Linked DNA regions of Homo sapiens: region 1 is linked to region 2. A link is an interaction called in ENCODE POLR2A ChIA-PET data of the cell type or tissue named here. Cell type or tissue: endothelial cell of umbilical vein. All regions are shown on one strand. Each heading gives the region's core, and the rest is flanking DNA. Links, peaks and the distances in the headings are about the cores only. Region 1 has its middle 7.4 kb from the start of PLTP. Region 2 overlaps CCN5 (cellular communication network factor 5).

Region 1 (5,372 bases), core at 218-5,217, 1.2 Mb after region 2:
TCTCGGCTCACTGTAAACTCTACCTCCAGAGTACAAGCAATTCTCCTACTTCAGTCTTCTGAGTAGCTGGGATTACAGGCGTGCACCACCACGCCCAGCTAATTTTGTATTTTTAGTAGTGATGGGGTTTCACATGTTGGCCAGGCTGGTCTCGAACTCCTGACCTCAAGTGATCTGTCCGCCTCAGCCTCCCAAAGTGCTGGGATTACAGGCTCGAGCCACCACGCCCAGCATTTTGTCTCAGTTTAAATGGCGTTTTTTCAGAGAGGCCTTCCCTGCCTGCCTATCTATTAATCGCTCTCAATCATATCAGCCTGGTTTATTTTCTTTATAGATTTTATTACTATTGAATATTTTCTTTCTTGTTTGTTGTCTGTCCCCGTGAGAGCTGGAATTTTGTTCAACACTGTGTCCTTAGTGCCTAGAACCATGCCTGGCACACAGTAGGTACTGACTAAATATTTACTGAGTGATTGAACTGGTTTGGAGTCCTTGAATGTCCCTGGGCAGCAGGCGATCCCTATGCCAACCCAGATCCTTTATCTCCTCCTGTACCATGTTAGCCTCAGTTCAATTGACCCTAAACACAGCTCTGACCGGCCGGGTACAGTGGTTCATGCCTGTAATCCCAGCACTTTGGGAGGCTGAGGCAGGTGGATCACCTGAGTTCAGGAGTTCCAGACCAGCTTGACCAAAACAGTGAAACCCCATCTCTACTAAAATTACAAAATTAGCCGGGTGTGGAAGCAGGTGCCTATAATCCCAGCTACTTGGGAGGCTGAGGCAGGAGAATCGCTTGAACCCAGGAGGTGGAGGTTGCAGTGAGCTGAGATCGCACCATTGCACTCCAGCCTGGGCAACAAGAGTGAAACTCTGTCTCTAAATAAATAAATAAATACAGCCTTGACCTGGGCTGGTGGAGGAGAAGGTGCAGTCACTGGCCCTGAATCCAGGGCCTTCCCCACTCAGCCTGTCCCTCTTTAATACATTGATTTCCCTTTTCCTCTAAAACATATGGTGCACACAACCCTCAAACGTTAAGAGTGATGTCAGCAGATGTGCAGCGTGGGATGGGCTCTGGCAGCCTCCTCGAGTGCTCATCACCGGGCTTGAGACATGGAGAGAGCCAAATCCCCAAATCCCTTCCCACTTTCACTCCTGGTTTTGTTGTTGTTTGTCTTTTGAGGCAGAGTCTGGCTCTGCCTATTAAGCTGGAGTGCGGAGGCACAATCTTGGCTCACTGCAGTCTTGACCTCCTGGGCTCAAGCAATCCTCCCACCTCAGCCTCCTGAGTAGCTGGGACTATAGGCATGCACCACCACGGCTGATTAATGTTTGTAATTTTTTTTTTTTGTAGAGATGAGGTCTCACTGTGTTACTCAGGCTGGTCTCCATCTCCTGGCCTCAAGGAATCCTCCCACCTCGGCCTCTGAAAGTGCTGGGATTACAGGCATGAGCCACTGCGCCCGGCCTCATCCCTGGCTTTGAAGAGAGAAGGAGAGGCTTCCCAGCACTCAGAGGGACAGGAAGGAAGTGCCTTTCCAGCCTCAGTTGTGTACCCAGCACAGCAATACTGGTAAGAAATCAAGATAGCAAAGTCCTGCTTCTGCCTTTTTCTAGAACAGATGTCAGCAAGCTGTTCCTGTAAAGGAATCAGGATAGCAAAGTCCTGCTTCTGCCTTTTTCTAGAACAAATGTCAGCAAGCTGTTCCTGAAAAGGCCAAAGTGTACATATTTTAGGCTTTCCACACCCTGTGGTCTCTATCGCAGCTGCTCAGCCCTACACTTTAGCATGAAAGCAGCCATAAACAATATCTAACGAACAGGCTGGGAGCTGGAGTTAGCACACAGGCCATAGTTTACCAACCCCTGTTCCAGAGGAAATGAAAAATCTCTTTCTGGGCTAGGCATGGTGGCTCATGCCTATAATCTCAGTACTTTGGGAGGCTGAGGCAGGAGGATTGCTTAAGCCCAGGAGCTCGAGGCTGTAGTGAGCTATGATTGTGCCACTGAACTCCAGTCTGGGTGACACAGCAAGATCCTGTCTCTAAAAAAAAAAAACACTTTTTGAACCTCAGTTTCCACATCTGTAAAATGGGATGATCTAGTACTTACCTACCTCCCTGGGTGGCAGTGAGGATTTAAAGTGATAAAGTATACAAAGTGTGGAACCTAGTACTTGGTGGCGGGGTGGGGCGCTCTCACTTTGTTGCCCAGGCTGGTCTAGAATTCCTGGGCTCGAGCGATCCTCTCGCCTTGGCCTTTCAAAGTTCTGGGATTACAGGCATGAGTCACTGTGCCTGGCCTGATTATTAGTATTAATAGTTGTCATAGTTGCTTAACAAACAGAAAGTGCTTTTTTGAGACAGGGTCTCACTCTGTTACCCAGGCTGGAAGGCAGTGGCACGATCATGGCTCACTGCAGCCTCATCCTCCCTGGGCTCAGGTAATCCTCCCATCTCAGCCTCCCGAGTAGCTGGAACTATAGGCATGTACCACCATGCTCAGCTAACTTTTAAAATTTTTTTGTAGAGATAGAATCTCACTGTGTAGACCAAGCTGATCTCAAACTCCTGGCCTCAAGCGATCTGCCTGCCTCGGCCTCCCTAAGTGTTGGGATTACACGCGTGAACCACCACACTTGGCCAGAAAGTGCTTCCACATATTAACTCACTTACACTTCATAACATCCTACAAGATAGGTATCCTCACCCCCAGTTTACAGATAAGGAAACTGAGGCCCAGCAGTTATAAGCTCAAGTCAGTCTGGCCCCAGAGCCTATGCTTGTAACTAGGTTTCTCTCTCTGTCTCTCTCTTTTTCATTATCCCATGTAACTCTCACAGCAGTGCCTTGAGATAGCTATTATTGGCCCTGTTTTGCAGATTTGGAAACTGAGGTTCAGTACGAGGAAATAACTGGTCCAAGGAAGTAAACACGGGCTCCACTGACCACAGGAGGCCAAGCTGGATTGCTGCCCAACATGTCAACATGCACTGCTCTGGCCCCCTCCTCCCTCGCTGTGCCTCCAGCTGTGTTTTCTTTGGATCTCTGCATGGCTTGGAGAAGCTGCGTCAGCCCATCTCCTCTCCTGCCCAGTCCCCACCCCCAACGCCCACCCCAGCTACCCCTCAGGGAGTGACCCCCTTCTCCTCACTCTGCCTGAGCATATGAGCACTGCAGCTCATGCGCCTGTGTTGGTCAGCATGGGTGCACCTGGGGACATGTGACAGGGGACCCAGCTGGAATGAGAGGAGGATTATCTGAGGAGGACAAATCTCAGGCCAGGAAGACCCCGATTACATCTCTCCAGACAGGCGAAATGATCATCTGTTTCCAGAATGCAACTGGACAAAACAGTCCGCGTGAGGGCTGGACATTTACCAAATGGGTAAAAGGAATCTAAAAGGGCTGGGGCTTGCTGAGTTCAGCCAGGCCAAAGCTGTGGACTGACTTTCCGTGATTTCTAAAGCTGGGAGATCTGTTGTTTTCTTCTTTCTTTCCCATTTCCTCCTTGAAGGCCAGTCCATTTTCTGTGTGAAGAACAGGCCACTTGGTGTCTGAAGTCACCTCCAGATTAGAAACTCAAGGATTCTAAGGTTCCTTATGAGGTGTTGCTTTCCCTGGGTCCTCGGTCCTAGGGCATTGTATCCCCACACCTGGTGCCTCTCCATCAGGGCTCGGATGTCAGCCTTGGGCAGCTCACTCTCTCTCTGACTTCCCTTTTCTTTTCTTCTTCATATCCCACCCTTCTTCCCAGTTTCTATGCCTCTGTCAGTCTGCTAGCTGACTCTGACTCATGGGGACCTCTTTCTGTGGTCCTCTAAGCCTCCTAACCGTCTGTGCTTTCCTTATACTCCACGTGGGCTTTCCAGCCTCTACTTGTTTTGAGGAAGAGGTGGAGGATCCATAGCAGCTCTGTCTAGATGTTTGGATTTCATAAGCCAGTCACAACATTTCAAAGTAAGTGAAGGGAGGGGGCCCCAAAGGAAGGGATTTTTTCCTTTGATAATAAGGATAGGCCACCATCTTCAGCCTAAGCTTGTCCCTTTTCTGCAGGGCTTGCTGAAATGTTGCAAGAAGTGGTCAACATAATGCAACTCGAATTTTTCCAGGTGTCCTAATACTGCAGGAGTCCCCCGCATAACCCAGGCTTTGGTCTAACAAGATTGCCAACCCCTAGCCAGGAATCATGAGGATGTCACCGCCCTCTGGCCTTCTTCCTCTCTTCCACCCAGCTAGATCCATATTTTAGCTCCCCCCCAACCCTAGCAAGTACCAAATCCTGCTCCTTTTCCAAGCTTCCCCATCACAGGTCATGGCACCAGCTTTATGCAGTGCTCAAGTCAAAAATATAGGAGTCATCCTTGACTTCCTTTTTTTGTTATACCCCACATCAGCAAATCCCGGTGTCTCTAACTCCAAAAGACGCCTCACCTTATGCCTGTAATCAAAGCACTTTGGGAGGCTGAGGTGGGAGGATCACTTGAGCCCAGGGGTTCAAGACCAGCCTGAGCAACATAGTGAGACTTTGTCTCTACAAAAAATAATTAGCCAGGTGTGGTAGCATGCGCCAATAGTCCCAACTACTTGGGAGGCTGAGGTGGGAAGATCGCTTGAGTCCAGGAGGTCAAGGCTGCAGTGAGCTGTGATTGCGCCACTGCATTCCCGCCTGGGCAACAGAGCGAGACTCTGCCTCGAAAAAAAAAAAAGATGCCCCACATCTATACAATTCTCTCTATCAGCACCAACACCACTTCAAGCCATTTTCATTGGTTACCGGGACAACCTGCCTTATCTCCCTGTCTCACCATTTCTCCTGTAGGTCTAGCCTCTCTACATCAATCTAAGTGATATTTTTAAAAATGGGAATCATAGAATTTTTCTATCCTGCTCAACATCCTCCCCATCACACACAAAATAAAACCCAGACTCTGGCCACGACCTCTGGAAACACTGCAGGTGAACTAGCTCCTGCCTACCTTCCTCTCCAAGCCCATCTTCTACCACTGTTGGGAACACACCAAGTGCCTTCAGCCTCAGACTTTCCTTAATTCTTTTCTCCACCAGACACATCATCCCACACACATACCCATGCAGAGTTACTCAGATCCCTACTCAAATGTCACCCCCACAGAAGAGGCCCCCTCTGTGTCATTACCTGTCATTCTGTTTGTTTAATTCTTTATTGCCTGTTTCTTCCAGTAGACTGCAAGCTCCCCAGGGCGGGGACAGGAGCCTGCCACTCTTATTCATGGCCATATGTCCAGTGCCCAGCACAGGGTCTGGCACACAGAAAATGCTCAATAGATGTTTGTTGAATTCAAGATGGCCGGGCACGGTGGCTCATGCCTGTAATCTCAGCACTTTGGG
Region 2 (5,372 bases), core at 74-5,073:
GGTAGCCGTTATTATCCCTGTGATGGAATATGATATATCCATTTAAATACATAGGAAAACACCAGTGAGTTCACCTTATGGATAAAAGCAGGATAAGAAGGTGTATTTCCAACTCGATCTCAACTAAGTGTGTCCCTATGCACGTATACAGGTATATCTACACATACACATGCATACACAGCACACACATGTGGGTAGAAATCAGGGTTTCTCAACGTCAGCACTAGTGACAATTGGGGCAAGTAATTATTTGTTGGGGGGGTTTTCCTGTGCACTGCAGGGTGCTTAGCAGCATTCCTGACTTCTACTCACTAGATACCAGTAGCATCCCCCCAGTTGTGATCACCAAAACTGTCTCCAGATATTGCCAAACCTTTCCTGGGAGGCAAAATTACCCTAGTTGAGGACTTCTAGTGTAAGACTAGAAGGAAGGACACCAAAATACTCACAGAGGGAGACTTGGAGCAGAGAAAAAGCTAGACCATGGTGAACCTGCCATCTTGTTCCTGGCACAAGAATCCTGGAATCTTTAGCATCCTTGCCACTGGGCCAAAGCACCACTCCACACAGGCTGGGCACCCCCTGCCTGTAAAATGCTGTTTATCCAAAGAGACGAGAAAACCATGGTTCACTGAGGGACCATCGTGACCAACACACTCTGGTTGCCAAATAACTAATATTTATGGAAATCTTACAAGTACCAGGTACTGTGCTAGGCACTTCATGCCCATTATTTTATTCAATGCCATCCACTGTTAAGAAATTTACATAACAAGAAACTGAGATGCAGAGAGGCTGAGCCATTTGACCAAGATTGCCGTGGCCGCTGGCAGGTGGGTTGATTGAGCTGCTGAGCCCTGGCTGCTCAGTGCTAACTCTTGTTCTTTCCCCCCTAGGACCCCAGTTTTCTGGCCTTGTCTCTTCCCTGCCCCCTGGTGTCCCCTGCCCAGAATGGAGCACGGCCTGGGGACCCTGCTCGACCACCTGTGGGCTGGGCATGGCCACCCGGGTGTCCAACCAGAACCGCTTCTGCCGACTGGAGACCCAGCGCCGCCTGTGCCTGTCCAGGCCCTGCCCACCCTCCAGGGGTCGCAGTCCACAAAACAGTGCCTTCTAGAGCCGGGCTGGGAATGGGGACACGGTGTCCACCATCCCCAGCTGGTGGCCCTGTGCCTGGGCCCTGGGCTGATGGAAGATGGTCCGTGCCCAGGCCCTTGGCTGCAGGCAACACTTTAGCTTGGGTCCACCATGCAGAACACCAATATTAACACGCTGCCTGGTCTGTCTGGATCCCGAGGTATGGCAGAGGTGCAAGACCTAGTCCCCTTTCCTCTAACTCACTGCCTAGGAGGCTGGCCAAGGTGTCCAGGGTCCTCTAGCCCACTCCCTGCCTACACACACAGCCTATATCAAACATGCACACGGGCGAGCTTTCTCTCCGACTTCCCCTGGGCAAGAGATGGGACAAGCAGTCCCTTAATATTGAGGCTGCAGCAGGTGCTGGGCTGGACTGGCCATTTTTCTGGGGGTAGGATGAAGAGAAGGCACACAGAGATTCTGGATCTCCTGCTGCCTTTTCTGGAGTTTGTAAAATTGTTCCTGAATACAAGCCTATGCGTGATCTTGTGTGTCAGGCCTGTGTTTTCTGAGAAAGCCCTCCCATTATCCGGGGCAGAATTCAGGGGCAGAGTTCTCTGTGAACCTCACAAGGTGAAATCACATGGTCTTAAAGAAAGCCAGAAGACAGGCCTTCAAGTGATCCAAGAAACCCAATTCATATTAATAATAATTAACTTTTTTATTTATTTATTTTTTTGAGATGGAGTTTTGCTCTTGTTGCCCAGGCTGGAGCTGGAGTACAATAGCACGATCTCGACTCACTGCAGCCTCCCGGGTTCAAGTGATTCTCCTGCCTCAAGACTCCTGAGTAGCTGGGATTATAGGCGCATGCCACCATGCTCGGCTTTTTTTTTTTTTTTAAATATATTTTTAGTAGAGATGGGGTTTAGCCATGATGGTCAGGCTGGTCTCGAACTCCTGACCTCAAGTGATCCGCCCGCCGCCTCGGCCTCCCAAAGTGCTGGGATTACAGGCGTGAGCTACTGCGCCCAGCCAATAATTAACATTGCTTGAGCGCCTGCTATGTGCTAGGCACTAGCACTTTATACAGACCAGTGCTTCCCAGCGTTTTTGACCAGAGAAGAGCAGGGAGAATGAAGGCTGCCTCCCAGGGACTGGGGAGCATAGCCTGAAATCAACTAACCCAAGGGTGAAATTGTTCGAAGTCTCATGTTTTATTGTTTACAAACAAAACAAAACAAAAAACAAAAACAAAAAAAAACACCCAACACCAAATACATATATTTTACATTTTCCTCCATGGTCTACCTGTGTTTGTTTAAAAAGTAAAACTGTATTTCCATTAGGATCCAAGCAGGAAATTAGAAAACACTCTTGGTATTTAAACAGGGATTTCTTCTTATTAAACTAATTTTATTAAGGTATAATTTACCCATAGTTAAATATACAGATTTTAAGCATATGGTTTAACGAGTCTTCATAAACGTACACGCTCATGTAACCAACTCCTCAATCAAGGTATAAAACATTTTCATCATCTCAGGGAGTTCCCTCTGGCTCTGTTCCAGTTATCCCCCTGCTCCCCAAGGCAACCACTGCTCTGATTTCTATCACCATAGATGAGCTTTCGTGTTCTTGAACTTCTCATTAATACAACCATACAGCAGGTACTCTATAATGAATGACGTCTTTCACTCAACATAATAAAACAAAAGGAATTTAATGAGAGGACTTAGTCACCCATCTGAGAGGCCAAGTAGGGGACCGTGTGATGCAAGAGGAGAAATTCAACACCAGACCAGCCCTCGGGGCGGAGGGGCAGAGGGAGGGCAGAGCCCAGAGCTGGCACCAGCAGGCAGAGGAAGAGGACCTGGCAAGGCTGTCTGCTGGGAGCTGCAGCCGCTAAGGAGACACAGCCTCGCAGACCTAACAAAAAGTAGATGGAGGTGGGGAGACCTGCCCTGGCTTCTGCCTGCTGCTATCCCCCAGTTTCCAGTTATGCCTCCCATGAGTCGAACCTGCTGGGAAGGTGGAAGAGAGGGGAGCCTGGGAGATGCAGGACAAGGAAGGGCAGGAGGGTTCTGAGAATGAGGGCAATTCCCAGACACAGTGTTTGTAAATTACCCACCCCAGGTACGGTTGCTGGTCACAGAGGCCCCTGCTGCCCAGCCCCCAACACTTATCTCAGGTATCACCCCCTCCAGAAACCTTAGTTTGAGAATCACATGCTGAGTTTGAGCCATGTAACCTTCACAGAGCCCCTGCATGGCAAATATAACTAACTCCAGCTCAGGGATAAGGAAACACCCGGGAAAGCGAGCTGTCTAAAAGCTGGTCTGCAGCTGGGGTGGGATGCTAGTCCAACCTGAGTTTATCTGACTCTTGAGAATGGCTGTTGGTCTCTCACAGATTGAGAATTTCCATGGGTCTGGTTCTGCAAGGATAAACCCTAAACACATTTCCAGGCAAAATTCTGATAACATCCCCCAAAACAGGGAGAACACGGACAAGAATGAGGAATGTGCACCGAGGGACTCCCATACATAAGGCTCTCTCTGCCACGCACTCTGTCCACACCACTGCACGTCATCCTTGGGACATTCCTAAAGGAAAGTGCCACTAATACTCCCTGTTTAGAGATGAGTAAACTGAGACCCAGAGTGATTAACAAGTTACCCTGGAGTCGTGGAGCTGGGACTCAGGCCCATGACCTCACAGCTGAGCCGCCACTGTGCAGTGGTAGAGTGAGTGGGCTCAGCCAACCTGCCCAGGTGTGCATCCTGGCTCTGCTATTTCCTAGTGCTGTCATCTTAGGCAAAGTACTTAACCTCCTTGTGCCTCAGTTTCCCCTTCTTTAAAATGGGGATAATGGCAATACTCAACACAGAGGATTGTTGAAAGTGTTACGTGATTTACAAAAAAACTTAGGGCCGGGCGCGGTGGCTCACACCTGTAATCCCAGCACTTTGGGAGGCCAAGACGGGCAGATCACTTGAGGTCAGGAGTTCGAGACCAGCCTGGCCAACACATCAAAACCCCGTCTCTACTAAAAATACAAAAATTAACTGGGTGTGATAGCACACACCTGTAATCCCAGCTACTCAGGAGGCTGAGGCACGAGAATTGCTTGAACCGGGGAGACAGAGGTTGTAGTGAGCCGAGATCGCACCACTGCACTCCAGCCTGGTGGACAGAGCAAGACTCTGTCTCATTAAATAAATAAATAAATAAATAAATAAATATTGGAGGCCGAAAGATTGAGGGTCATGATCAACTCAGTATACCACTGGAAGCTATATGAGTAAGCAGCAGACTATTTCTCATAAATGCAGAATGTTGGCAAACTGACAAACTGTTTCTGCCATCCAGAAGGAATGCTGAGGGCAGTCACGCTCCAAGCATAGTGTTTCTTGTGATTAGGCCTAATTGAAACCTGTTAGTAACAATATGAATCTGTGATCAATCAACCAGCTAACCAGTCATTACCTCCTCCTCCCTGCTCATTCTACCCAATAAATAGGAAGGGCTGTGGAAGCTCAGGGACTGCCTTTGCTCACTAGAAGCAGGGAGTTCTCTTCTTCTTCCCCTGGCCCTTTCCTTTACAACAGTTTCTTTTGTCTTAAGTTTTCATTTCTACATTCGTCCCCTCGTTCAGTCCTGTAATGAAGTCTCAGGCAGTAACAGTAGTAACTGCTGTAATGACGGCCTCAAGTAGTAACAGTAATAACTGTCATAGTGACAGTCTCAAGTAGTAATTGTGGTAGTCTGCAACAAAATAAAATAAAATAAAATAAATTTTAGCAACCGTTATCCTAACTCTTGGCGCTTTAGTTTTTTGATCTGTAAAATGGGAATAAATAGTAGTGCCCACCCCACAGGATGGCTGTATAAAGTGAGTACCCGGCTGTGTGCAGTGGCGAGCACGCCTGTAATCCCAGCACTTTGGGAGGCCGAGGCGGGCGGATCACCTGAAGTCGGGAGTTCGAGACCAGCCTGGCCAACAAGGTGAAACCCCATCTCTACTAAAAATACAAAAATTAGCCAGGCGTGGTGGCACGCACCTGTAATCCCAGCTACTTGGAAGGCTGAGGCATGAGAATCACTTGAACCCAGGAGGTGGAGGTTGCAGTGAGCCAAGATCATGCCACTGCACTCCAGTCTGGGCAACAGAGCAAGACTCTGCCAAAAAAAAAAAAAATAGTGAGTATCCACTCCGCAGGGGTATTGTGAGTATTAGGAAGGTAATTCCTCCATGTTCTTCAACTGAAGCTATTATTATCATCCTGCCTGCA

What was found. ChIA-PET counts read pairs that join two places held together with the same protein. Peaks named below come from ENCODE experiments on the same cell type or tissue, not always from the same donor. Only the 100,000 strongest peaks of a DNase experiment are listed, where the experiment ranks them.
Region 1: POLR2A ChIA-PET joins it to region 2 with 8 read pairs; 1 of 35 experiments calls an interaction of 5 or more read pairs at or near these places.

The regions. Positions count from the first base shown.
Region 1 is chr20:45,916,842-45,922,213 of GRCh38, forward strand. No RefSeq gene overlaps it. Among named protein-coding and RNA genes, the nearest start is that of PLTP, 7.4 kb to the left of the region's middle. In endothelial cell of umbilical vein, for the core only: no CTCF peak of the experiment used is centred there; DNase peaks (open chromatin) are centred at 3,030 and 3,390; H3K27ac peaks cover 387 bases.
Region 2 is chr20:44,726,191-44,731,562 of GRCh38, forward strand. It overlaps CCN5 (cellular communication network factor 5), which reads left to right. Exons shown (of 4, transcript NM_003881.4): 4 at 897-1,621. The coding sequence ends at 1,117. All of the region lies in intron 3 of KCNK15-AS1 (KCNK15 and WISP2 antisense RNA 1), which reads right to left. Among named protein-coding and RNA genes, the nearest start is that of CCN5, 14 kb to the left of the region's middle. RefSeq lists an enhancer at 519-1,044. In endothelial cell of umbilical vein, for the core only: no CTCF peak of the experiment used is centred there; DNase peaks (open chromatin) are centred at 2,851 and 4,441; H3K27ac peaks cover 1,745 bases.